2 separate regions of the Homo sapiens genome follow, and region 1 is linked to region 2. A link is a contact called in ENCODE Hi-C data. All regions are on one chromosome and are shown on one strand. The core of a region is the stretch at or near the end of the contact, and the rest is flanking DNA. Distances in the headings are between cores, read along the strand shown. Region 1 overlaps CHD9 (chromodomain helicase DNA binding protein 9). Region 2 has its middle 78 kb from the start of HNRNPA1L3.

What was found. A loop is a pair of places that touch in the nucleus more often than their neighbours do. Pooled maps may share reads with other maps.
Region 1: a pooled map shows a loop between it and region 2 (21-fold over the local background). The contact joins two enhancer-like sites. A Hi-C loop is called at or near these places in 2 of 37 single-sample maps with no recorded cell type and 2 of 50 pooled maps.

What each region holds. Positions count from the first base shown.
Region 1 is chr16:53,095,058-53,101,904 of GRCh38, reverse strand. The region is part of intron 1 of CHD9 (chromodomain helicase DNA binding protein 9); the gene reads right to left. Among named protein-coding and RNA genes, the nearest start is that of CHD9, 43 kb to the right of the region's middle. RefSeq lists enhancers at 1,576-1,675, 2,626-2,705, 2,796-2,845, 1,748-2,947, 2,906-3,035 and a silencer at 1,976-2,085. Within about 2 kb of position 2,409, at least 40 of the 41 ENCODE cell types and tissues checked have a DNase peak (open chromatin) inside an H3K27ac peak, as active enhancers do.
Region 2 is chr16:51,565,173-51,571,219 of GRCh38, reverse strand. No RefSeq gene overlaps it. Among named protein-coding and RNA genes, the nearest start is that of HNRNPA1L3, 78 kb to the left of the region's middle. Within about 2 kb of position 1,564, at least 2 of the 41 ENCODE cell types and tissues checked have a DNase peak (open chromatin) inside an H3K27ac peak, as active enhancers do.

The sequences.
Region 1 (6,847 bases), core at 1,160-3,659, 1.5 Mb before region 2:
GTTCATGATGGAGACGACATGGAAATGCCCAACTCCCTGACACCACTTGATTTTCACTTGTGCTTAAAAATCTTAAACAAGAACAAGGGTTGGGTCTCTCACAGACCTCTTGTAAAGGCTCAAATCCAAGTATGGTGTGGCCTAAAGTGTATACAATACTAGGGTACTCTCCTTAGAAAAGGAATACATTATTATGAATTAAAAATTAGGTACAAGGCCTTGTAAGGGACACCTGCAAATGAAGAGCCCTGAGGTTTCCTGGTAAATCCAGCTTTGCTCCTATAGTTGCCTAATTTCTTTCCTTCTTCCTTTCTTCTTTCCTTCCATTTATCTAACTTGCACCTACCCTACCATCTAGCACCCACTGTACACCAGGCAGTAACTTCATAAGTTTACATCCTGATTAAAAAATTGTCGGCCTGGGCAATTTAGTGATATCTCATCTGTACAAAAAATTTAAAAATTAGTTGAGTGTGGTGGCACATGCCTGTGGTCCCAGCTACTCAGGAGGCTGAGGCAGGAGGACCACTTGAGTATGGGAATTTGAGGCTGCAGTGAGCTGTGATTGCACCGATGCACTCCAGCTTGGGTAAAAGAGTGAGACCCTGTCTCAAAAAAAAAAAAAAAAAAAGAAAAGGAAAAAATGTGAGATTGGAGTAAAAAAGATTTATTCCAGTCAGCAGGTTTTTATCCATCTTATGATAAACTTGCTTTTCTTGATATAAAGGAATAAGATGATGTACACCTAATCTGTCGGTAATGTGTAAACAAGCTATGTGGGGCTGCTTGTTAGATGCAGTAAATCCTAATGTAGCCAGAGGCTACAGCTTTCTATTTACACTTGTGAACACACCCAGAGGCAGGCTCTTCTATCATGAGCACAGTGAACAAGTAAAACAACCCTTTCAGATGGTACAGGGCAGTGACATAGCCATCTAGAGAAAATATTATATAGTTACACATAATTATATATAATAACATGTTTTATGCACATCATCTGATTTCATGTTCACACCATCTGATGTAGTAGTAGGATGGTTTTATTAAAAATCCCCATATTACAGATTGGAGACAGAGGCCTATAGTGACTTGCCAATGTCATAGAGCTTCTAAGTGTTTGTGAAGGTAGATTCTACTCAAGCTGGGGGTGGCAGCTCACGCCTGTAATCCCAGCACTTCGAAAGGCCAAGGCCAAGGTGGGTGGATTGCTTGAGCCCAGGAGTTCAAGACCAGCCTGGACAACATGGTGAGACTCCATCCCTACAAAAAAATTAAAAAATTAGTCGGGCATGGTTGTGCATGCCTGTAGTCCCAACTACTTGGGAGGCTGAGGCGGGAGGATCACTTGAGCTCAGGAGTCCCAGGCTTCACTGAGCTATGATCAGCCACTTTACTCCAGCAGCCTGGGCAACAGAGCAAGACCCTGTCTTTTGGAAAAAAAAAAAAAAAAAGACGAATGAGTCTAAATTCAGAGTGCTTTCTAATTCAAAAGGAACAGTGATTTTCAGTTAATATCGCTTTTTACAGGTGTGATACCCAAGGATCACTTCTCTTTTAATTTCCTTTCCCATAGCAGCCCTATTCTCCTCACATTCAGAGGACACAAAGACTGTACAGGCAGCAACTGCACAAAGAACCCATAGACAAAATAAGTAGGGGCCATTTTGTGGATAATTTGGGAATGGGAATTCGGTCCTTGTGGCAGGAGAAGTTTTCTTCGGCTCACATTCTCCGGGTGAGTCATGTAGGTTTATCCCATTATTTGCACAATTCCTCACCTCTCCCCGTGGGCTGCAGTATCACCCAGCCACAATGGCATCTGCCCTTCACCGCTTCATCCCCTGCAGCCTGCTTGGTCAGGGCCTGGCAGGGAGCTGAGGAGCCCAGAGAGGGAGGGGAGGAAGCACGCGGCCGCCAGTGGCTGTCAGCTTTCCCAGCTGACTCAACTCCCCACCTCCTCCTCCCCCGCCCTGCACACAGCCACCAGCCTCCTAACTTTCCATTTCCAGGCCTCTGGGGTGGGAGCACCCCCTCCCGCTGCCCGGGGCGCCTGGTCTGCAGTCTGGGGCTGCCAGGGCACCACGCCAGCTGGCCTGGCGGGCTCTCTCCCGGGACTCTTAGAGTCTGCTGTCATGGAGAGAACGGAATATAGGTCAAGGTGCTCTCGGAAGGGCCCAGGGGAGGATCACCTGACTGGGAGGTGTGTGACTCAGCGGGAAGGGAAGGGGTGGAGCCGAATCTCCCGCCCGGAGGAGTCCGGAGGAGGAAGAGGTCAGGTTGCCTCTGTCTGGCTGATTGTCAGGGGAGGAAGGAGAAAGCAGCTGGAGGCAGAAGGAAGGATAAGATGACCTCTGGTGACCTATCTAAGGTGGAACACAAATCCATTCCAGAGCGGGCCGTCCCCCTCGGTGTAGCTGAAACCACTCCCAGCTCAGAACTCTCTCTGTGGTCGTGAAGACCTAATTAGCTGCCAAAGTGAGAAACCAAATTAACCGAACGCTCATCACTCCAGACTCCATCGACCCAGGCCCCTAAAAGAAACCAAAGACCCTGGTACAGCACACAAAGGTGGCCATCCCCATTAGAAGCAATTCGATCGTTTCCCCCAATCAATTCTGAATATGAAAATTACTAACCCATTTTATTTTACGGGTCCACACGGCAGGGGCCTCCTTTCAAGGGTGCGGCAGTTGCTGCTGTTGCTGGAACAGCAGCTGCTCTGTCTGAGCCTCACTTCCTCTGGCTCCAGCTGCAGGTTCCTCCTGGCCAAGCAGGGAGTTTCCTCATTCTCAGGGCTCTGGGCCCAGGCCTTGCTAGCGGCCACCCTCACCTCCCACCCTCAGCTGCTCACCACCCACCCTCTGTGGGTAGTGCTCTGGGACTCCCTCGTTCCATGAGTCAGAGCCAGGCTGGAGACAGACAGTAGGCTTCCTTTATTAAATCAGCCTCCTGCCCCGTACACTATAGAGGAAAGCTATAATTACTCCTTTGGCCTGGCTCTGAGAACTGAGCCACAGACGCTTGACTAGGAGCGACGGTTCTTGATTTCTGCATTTATCTAATGATGCACCCCAGTTTGGAAATAAGAATAACAGCCAGGGGTTAAGGGCTTGTTACACAAACGTCAGATGTTTTGCATATGTAATGGGGTGCATTGGGCCTGGATAGTCATGTAGATTGCTAGAAAAATCGCTATATTAAGGCTGCCAGGAGTTTTCTGTTTTGTTTTGCATGCCTCCTGCCTCGCGTTGATTGAGTCACACTTGAGGTGGCCTGCTCATTGCTGATGTTGGTTTACAAGAGACAAAGAAAAAAGCAGCCAAACATTGTTTCGGGTCTCCAGGTCAGGACTCTTTCATCCCTTAGGTATAATAGACACAAAATCTCAGGCCTCCCAGCTTTTCTTTCTTTCTTTTTTTTTTTTTTTTTGAGACGGAGTCTCACTCTGTTGCCCAGGCTGGAGTGGGGCAGAGCCATATCAGCTCACTGCAACCTCCACCTCCTGGGTTCAAGCAATTCTCCTGCCTCAGCCTCCCAAATAGCTGGGATTACAGATGCCCAACACCATGCCCAGCTTATTTTTGTATTTTTAGTAGAGACGAGGTTTCACCATGTTGGCCAGGCTGGTCTTGAACTCCTGACCTCAGGTGATCCACCCGCCTCGGCCTCCCAAAGTGCTGGGATTACAGGCGTAAGCCACCACGCCTGTCTGCCTCCCAGCTTTTCTACTGGTTTACAGAAATGTCTGAAACCTGAAAAAACAGTTGGTTCCAATTTTTTTTTTGAGACGAAGTCTCGCTCTTGTCCCCCAGGCTGGAGTGCAATGGCACGATCTCGGCTCACTGCAACCTCCACCTCCTGGGTTCAAGTGATTCTCCTGCCTCAACCTCCTGAGTAGCTGGGATTACAGGCACCTGCCACCACACCTGGCTAATTTTTGTATTTTTAGTAGAGACAGGGTTTCACCATTTTGGCCAGGCTGGGCTCGAACTCCTGACCTAAGGTCATCCACCCATCTCGGCCTCCCAAAGTGCTGGGATTACAGTGTGAGCCACCGCACCCAGCCTGGTTCCAAAATTTTTAAAAACCACAAAATCAAAATAATATCGTCAATTTTCATTAACTATTCAATTTAGTATTCATTGATTCATTCACTTATTCATCCATTCCTGCAAGCATGCATTTATTTCTTCATTCAATAAATATTTGTTGAGTTACCTCTCTGTGCCACACACAGTTACAGGTACTAGGGACACATTAAGTGCTAAATTCACTAAAGATACAGACAAAACTAAGCATACAAATATCTCTGCCCTTGTGGGTCAATAATAGACACAACAGACCAGGTACGGTGGCTCATGCCTGTAATCCCAGTGCTTTGGGAGGCTGATGGGGGCTGATTGCTTGAGCCTAGGAGTTTGAGGCTGCAGTGAGCTATGATCGTCACCCAGGCACTCCAGCCTGGGTGACAGAGCAAGACTGTGAAAGAAAGAGAAAGAAGGAAGGAAGGAAGGAAGGAAGGAAGGAAGGAAGGAAGGAAGGAAGGAAGGGAGAGCGAGGTTAGAGGAATTGTTGATAAAGGAGGAATTGGCATTTCAGAATAATCTGTGAGTTAGATATCTCTCACAGCGAGAGTTCTCAAGTCTGCATGATTGCTGAGAAATTATAACCAATTATAAATTGAGTTAAATTCTTTAAGCCATGTTTATAATCAAAATGTAAGTGTATTTAAATATACTTGATAAGAGATAAAAAGTAAAAGTACCATGGCATGTGACCCTATCTCTGGTTATGGGTAGGTGCTGTGGGTTGAATATTTGTCTCCTCTAAAACTCATGTTGAACTTTAATCCCCAATGTGGCAGTATTGAGAGATGTGGTCTTTAAACGGTGCTTGCATCATGAGGGCTCTGCCCTAATGAATGGGTTAATCCATGAGTGGATTAATCCACTCATGGATTAATGGGTTATAATGGGTGGGGACTGATGGCTTTATAAGAAGAACAAAGACCTGAGCTAACATGTTAGCACACTCAGCCCCCTCACCATGCGACACCTTGGACCACCTTAGTACTCTTCAGAGAGTCCCCTCAAGCAAGAAGGCTGTCACCAGATAGGACCCCTTGACCTGGGACTTCTCAGCCTCTGTAACTGTGAAGAAATTTCTTTTCTTTATCAATTATCCAGTTTCAAGTGTTTGGTTATAAGCAACATGAAAGAGAATAACACAGTGAAGTTATTTCATTCAAGAATTTATTGAGCACCTATAATATAGTAGCTAAGGACTTAGGTGTCAGATGCCAGCGTTCAGATCCTGGCTCTATCATTTACTACTTGTGTGATTCTGGGAGAGACACTTAGTTTCAGTTTCCCATCTACAAAATTGGGGTAGTATAGAACTTAACTTATAGAGTTTCCAGAATAATTAAATGAAATAATAAAAGTAAAGGTGTCAGTTAATATAGCACCTGGCACTTAATAAGCAAGCACTCAATAAATGTTATGGCAAAAATCGCAATTATTTTTGCACCAACCTAATATTATCATATTGTTGGTTTAATAATGATGAGGTACCCGGCATTGTGTTGGGTATTGGCGACCCAAAGTTGAATAAGACAGTGACGTGGTCCTAACTGGGAAAGGCTTTGCAAGCATTCTGTGCTTCATTAAATCCTTACGTCTTGGCTGGGCATAGTGGCTCATGCTGGTAATCTCAACACTTTGGGAGGCTGAGGTGGGAGGATCGCTTGAGCCCAGGAAGTTGAGGCTGCAGTGACCCATGATTGTGCCACTGAACTCAATCCAGCCTGAGTTTTAGAGACCCTATCTCTAAAAAAAAAAAAAAAAAATCTTCACAGTCCCCTTGCAGGATGACCCCCACTGCTCCACCAACTGACCACTGTAAACCATATTTGGAAAGGCAATAACCATGAAGAGATCACAATGAGATGTCACTTAATACCCTTTCAGTTGGAAAAAATTAAGAAGCTTGATAATACCAAATTGTTGGAAAGAACACAGATCAATTGGATATTTATATGTTTGTTGTTACTGGGATTGTAAATTGATAAATTCACATTGTTTCCCTGGAGACACAGACAAAAATGATCAGCTTAGCGTGTTCAAAGTCATGGAAAGCTGGTAACAACCCAAATGTCCACTAACAGGAGATTCAGTAAATTCCCATGGAACATACTAGGGAGAACTGCAATAGAGCAGGGACAACAAGTGGACCGTAGCTGAATGCTACGCTATGGGTGAGTTTTAGCCACATAATATTATGAGAAAAAAGTATACCCAAGAAAGCTGCATATAGCAGGATATTCTTTTTTGTTTTAATTTTAATTTTTTTTTTTAGAGACAGGGTCTTGCTCTGTTGCCCAAGTTGGAGTGCAGTGGCACTATCATGGCTCACTGCAGCCTCAATCTCCTGGGCTCAAGCAATCCTCCTGCCTCAGCCTCCCAAGTAGCTGGGACTACAGGCACACACCACCACGCCCAGCTACATTTTAAAAATTTTTTTGTAGAGACAGGGTCTTGCTGTGTTGCCCAGGCTGGTCTTGAACTCCTGGCTTCAAGTGATCCTCCTGCCTCCCCCTCCCAAAGTGCTGATATTATAGGTATGAACCACTGCGCCTAGCCAGGATATTCCTTTACACAAGAAAAAACAACAAATCTAAACAATATGGCTTTTAGAAAAATATTTGAAAAAGCATTAGTTTTTAGAGGAGCAAAGGAATGATGAACTCAATATTCAGAATAGGGTGGGGAAGGCAAAGTAATAGGAAGGGAGGACACAGGGGAAGAACGTGCAGTGGAGTGACTGTATTATAAGGAAATACACAAAC
Region 2 (6,047 bases), core at 315-2,814:
CCTGTCTAAAAAAAAAGTTCCTACCATTCTCTAGCCTTTCATTACTATGCAGAAAGGCTGGTCCAAGGCTACTAGATATTCCAGAGGTTTTTTAAAGAATAGGTGACTATCTGGCTAATTAAAAAAAAAAATCTGGTCCAAACAAACCATGTTTGTGGACATAGCCCATGAACCACCAGTTTGTAGACCCTTGCTATTCAAAGGTTCTATAAAAATAAATTCAGCAGAAAATGCTTTTCAAGTAAGAAAAAATGCTTCATTCCAACTCCAGGAGGGTTAAAAATGCTTCAGGCAAACAAGCTAAATGACAATAAAATATATTTACTGCTATAGTCGCTGGCTTACCAGGGACTATATAATCTAGGGACCAGCAGCATCAGCATCACCTGGGAACTTGCTAGAAATGCAGAATCTGAAGCCTCATCCTAGACTTGCTTAATCAGAACCTACACTTTTAACAAGGTCCCTGGTGACTGATATCCGTGCTAAAGTTTGAGCAATGCCGGCTTGAACGCGCTCGTGCACAGAGCCTAGATGGCATACTTTCTTCCTCTATACCCCAGAGCAGACATGCAGAATAATTTTCTGTTATGAAAGCAGAGCATGGGTCGTTTTTTGGAGAAGAGGGAGGTAGTATCCTGCTCCAACAGGGCCCTGTTTGAGTTGACTCAAGGGAGCCACAAAATGTCTTCTGAAGTCCACAGGTCCATGGGTAGCATAATAAACGTGTCTTATGCAGGGACGGAACTAGGTTGAGGCCAGTAAGATACTTGCCCAAGGTGCAAATTTTACAGAGGTACCAAAATACCTAGTAATCAAGATCAATAATACTTTAATGCAATAATTTTTTAAATTAAAATTAATGCAAAGAAACTCAATATACAAAATATCATAATTTTCCAACTCGCCTCATCCTAGTTCCAGCTCACATTCTGTTCATGCCAATTTAAATATTTCTGTAATCCATTGTCTCCTGCTATTCATACTTGTCCCTCAAAAGCCACTGAACAAGAAGTATGATTTCAAACCTATAAAAATAAACTTAACAAAAAATGCTTTTCAAGTTGGAAAAAATGCTTTGTGCCAACTCTAGGAGGGTTCAAGATGCTTCAGCCAAACAAGCTAAAAGACAATAAAATGTATTTACCACTATAGTCTCTGATTTTGCAGGGAACCAACCCGTCTCCATCTTTTGTCCCTATTGTCTGCTTAAGGGACAGATAGTAGGGACATTATCTAAATGCCAAACCAAGAGTCGGAGTTACCATTAAGGAATGCAACACGCCTTTACTGTGATTGATATTCCAGTGACTTTGGGGGAGGAGAGAGGTTTGAAATGGGGCTTTGGCAAGCCAGCTGAGATGAAAATAGCTGGGAAGCTGCCTCTGTGTGTCTCTTTCACACATAGACTTCCGTTTCAGGGCCAGAACCTGGAAGTGCCCTGGGGTACAGGAAAGAAGAAACTCAGTTGAGAATGAATGAATCACCATTAGGCGTGTTTCAGTTCCTGTCTGGGGAGTACCAGCTGCAGATACCAAGAAAATACTAACTTTTCTTGCCAACTCTGTGCAGGCTGGAACAGAGAAGGAAGAGCTGACAAAGTGTGCACTTAACCACAGCTCTGGGGAGGCAATGCCTTGATATCCCCACGGTATTTATGTCTGCATCATTTATGCAGAACACTTCTAGGTTCTTCTGTTGTTAATTGGCTTCATGAGGGAGCAAATGAAGTCATCAGATGAAACAGATGAGCTTTGGAGCAAAATAGATGCAGTATCAGAGTCTATCTCAACCATTCACCTGAGTGTCTGCACTATCCCAGGCATCAATTTCTTCATCCTTGTGGGACTGGTATGAGATCATGCCTATGAAATGCTTTAATCTGTGACCTAGCAGGGAACTTGAAACCCAAGAGGCAAAAAACCATCCTTCTCAACCAACCTATAAGATTTCCGACTGACAGGAGCCCTCTATTTTATTCCCAGTACTTACCAGTAACTGACATTTGCATAGTGCGTTTAAAGTTTCAAAGCACTTTCCCTTAAAATCATTATACTGTGTCATTCCAACATTCCAATAAGTTAGGCAGGGCAATAATTATTATTACTGTTTTTAAATATGAAAACATAGCAACTATTAGAAACAGGTCTCTGGCTGAGTCCAACTAATGCTTCAAATCTTTTGACCTCTATGTTTTGCAAATATTTAAACAACAAATATTTGTTGAATATAAGACTTCAGGGACCCAAATGAAAAGTTCAAAATACTGATGACCTCATTCTAGACCCCAAAACTTCATTTTGTTGCATTTTTTCTTCTGATGACAGGTTATTAAGGTGCTCAAGGTGACAGGACATGTCTTTATAGATCTTGAAATCTCACCGAGCATCAAGAAGTGTGCTAACATAGAAGGAACCAGGGTTTGTCTTCTGGCTGATTGTGTAAAAATGATAATTGATCTATGGCTATTAGATGTTTGCATGCATTAGACGTTTGCTCATGTTTTCATGAATAAAATGAAATGGAGAATGGGCTTATTTTCATGTCAGTTGTAATCTTGTGTTAACACCCAACCCAGTACACATGGCTTTCTATAGCCACGACCACTGTAGTCCCTTTGGGATGCATCTGTCCTGAGTTGGCCAGGACCACCTCCCTTCTGCCTGGGCAGTTGGAGCTTTGGGAGTTCATCTTTCACAAACACTTTAGAAATTCTGAAGCCATTCTATGGGTCAGTGCTGAATTTAAGGAGCTACGTATCAACTTGAATCAGACTGATTACAACTCCTCTGAACCTAATTGGCAAAACCTAACTGCATTCATGTTTTATTAAAAGCAACTTTCATTACACAGGCGGTGCTGTCAGAAAAATAAATTACATCTGCAAGTACTTAGGTATAAAATTTTGCAGATAACTTCCAGTTGTCGGTAATTTTATATTAGAAACTGTTTTTCCAATACATGCTAAAACTTTGTTCATCAGTATTAAACACACTTTACCTACCACTCTTAGAATATTTATGGGACTTGTAATATAACCTTTTTTTTTCTTCTTTAGAGATTTAGTAAACTGTTTGCTGCCAACTTTAATTTTGGCAGCCTCCCTAGGCCCTTTGGAAACTATAGATTGGTTTGCGTTTTACATTCCACTGCTTACCATTCCCCCTCCTACAATAGATTCCGATCCATTTAAAAAAAAAAAAAATTAGTGTAAGTGTTGGCTGCAAAACAAGTGGGTCCCACTTGCAAATACAACAAATGAGTCATATAAACTTAGAGATGGGGAAAATTATAAAGAAGACCTAATTCACTCTCTACCACTGAATAAAATGTTTATATCTCCACTTTAGGAAGTTTTTGTTGACTGTCCCTATAGGAGCCCCCCAAAATTCTGTTTTCCTAGTTGTACCCCTAATTTACAACAATGCAGTCAGGTTGTATTTGTCACCACAACCAGATTCCAAAATAGACCTTTGTATTACTTCAGGATGCTTTTGCCAGCACCAAACATTGACTAGTAGTAGCTTAAGAAAGCAAAACTTTTGGCCAGGGGCAGTGGCTCACACCTGTAATCCCTGCACTTTTGGAGGTCGAGGTGGGAGGATCACTTAAGGCCAGGAGTTTGAGACAAGCTTGGGCAACATAGCAAGACCTTGTCTCTACAGAAAAAAAAAAAGTAGCCAGGCATGGTGGCATGTGCCTCTAGTCCTAGCTACTCAGAAGGCTGAGGCAAGAGGATTGCTTGAACCCAGGAGTTCAAGGATGAAATGACATGATTAAGCCAGTGCACTTCAGCCTGGGTAACAGAGCAAGACCTTGTGTCTAAAACAGATAAGTTAATAATTTTTAAAAATAAATTGAAAACAAAACTTTTTATTTTGAAATGACTTAAGTTAACAGAGCACTACAAACATTGTATAGAGAGTCCCATACACCATTTATCTGGCATCTTCTAACATTAACATCCTACATAACCAAGGTACATTTGTCAAATATGAGAAATTAACATCAGTACAATACTATTAACTAATTTACAGGGTTGATTTGGATTTTTTTTTTTTTGAAGATTTTCCTCTCATGTCATTTTCTGTTCCAGGATTCAGTTCAAGATCCTACGTTGCACTTAATTTTCCTCATTTTCTTCTCCAATCTGTTATGGCAACTTAGTATTTCCTTGTCTTTTATGACCTGGAAACTTTTGAAGAGTACTGGCCAATTACTTTGTATAATGGTCCCCAATTTGAGACTATATAGTCTTCTTCCATGACTAGACTAGGGTTGTCCTTTATGGGAAGAATGCCATCAAGGCAAAGTGCTCTATACCTGCAGGCATGTGATGATGTCTCATCACTGGTGATGTTAACCTGGATCACTTGGATTAGGTAGTGACGGCCAGGTTGCTCCACTGTAAAGTTGCTGTTTTCTCTTTGCAATTAATAAATATATGTGGGGAGAGATATTTAATGAGAAATATCCTACTTCTCATTAAACTTTTGCTCACTAATTTTAACATCCCTCAGTAGATCTTACTTGCAGTAATTATCACTGAGGTATTCCGGTGGTGATTTTCTTTTTCTTGCTTCTTTCTGTCTATTAATTGGAATTTTTCTGTAATGAAGACGTGTATTTTCTGCTGTTTTTATTTATTTGATTATTTGTTTATCAGTAGAGACACAAGGATATTTTATTCTTTAGGTTATAGCAATCACATCATTATTTATTTTGTTGCTGAAATTTTCCCCAATCGTGTAGATCATTGGGAACTTTTTCAGGTTGGCTCCTGTGCCCTCCTGCTGTTTTTGTTTTTGTTCTGAGACAGGGTCTCACTCTGTCACCCAGGCTGGAATGCAGTGGCACAGTCAATCATGGCTCACTGCAGCCTCAACCTCCCAGGCTCAAGCAACCCTCCCACCTCAGCCTCCCGAGTAGCTGAGACCACAGATGCATACCACTACAACTGGCTAATTTTTTAAAAAAATTTTGTATAGTTAGGGGTCTCACTATGTTACCCAGGCTGGTCTCAAACTCCTGAGTTCAAGTCATCCTCCTGTCTAGGCCTCTCAAAGTGCCGAGATTACAGGCACAAGCTACCATGCCTGGTCTCCTCTGCCCTTTTAACATGCATATTACTTTTTTTTTCTTTTAAAGTACTTCCTTTTGTAAAAATTTTAACTGACAAATAATAATTATATATATTTATGGGGTACAATGTGACATTTTGATATAAGTATACATTGTGGAATGACTGAATCAAGCTAATTAACATATCCTCTAGCTTGTCTTTTGTTGTGATGAGAACATTTAAATCTACTCTTCTAGCAATTTTGAAATATACAATGCAGTATTAATAACTATGGGTCACCATGCCATGCAATAGATCACTAGAACTTAGTCTTCCTGTCTAACTCATTGCTTTATGGCACCACAATATGCCCCAGGCTCATCTTGATTTTTTTTTTTTTTTTTTTTTTTTACCCTAGCCCAGGAATCAACCACTTTTGCAAGGAGCCTTGGTTTCTTTTATTGGAGAATGATATTTAAGTGCTAGGAGTGCTGCTTGATACTGGGACATTACTGTTTTTATGTCTTCTAAGGAGATAGAGCTAGGAAATGTAAACCTATATATAAACACTAGCCCATGTGTACACACATATTTATGTTTACTTTGTTATTGAACTATCTGCATATATATACATATATATACACACATATGTATTTAAAATCATGAGTTTATACTAACAGCTCTGACTCTAAGTCTCCACCACAGGGTTTAGTCTAGCTTTCTTCACTTCCTCATTTGTATTATAATTTCTTCCTCCGACCATGGGAAACCTGTTTCTCATTATCTACAATATATTTACTATTTGTCCAGTGCTACTATACATATAGTTTCGGAATTGCTAACCCTTCCCCTGTGAAAAACACATTTGCCAACTGAGTACGGTGTTTGTGTGCGGTTCCTTTTGCCTTTAGCCTGATAGTATCCAGTGAGAACACTGTATTCCAAAGTGATTTAGATCAGTTCCTTCATCTCCACTGCCTTCAGT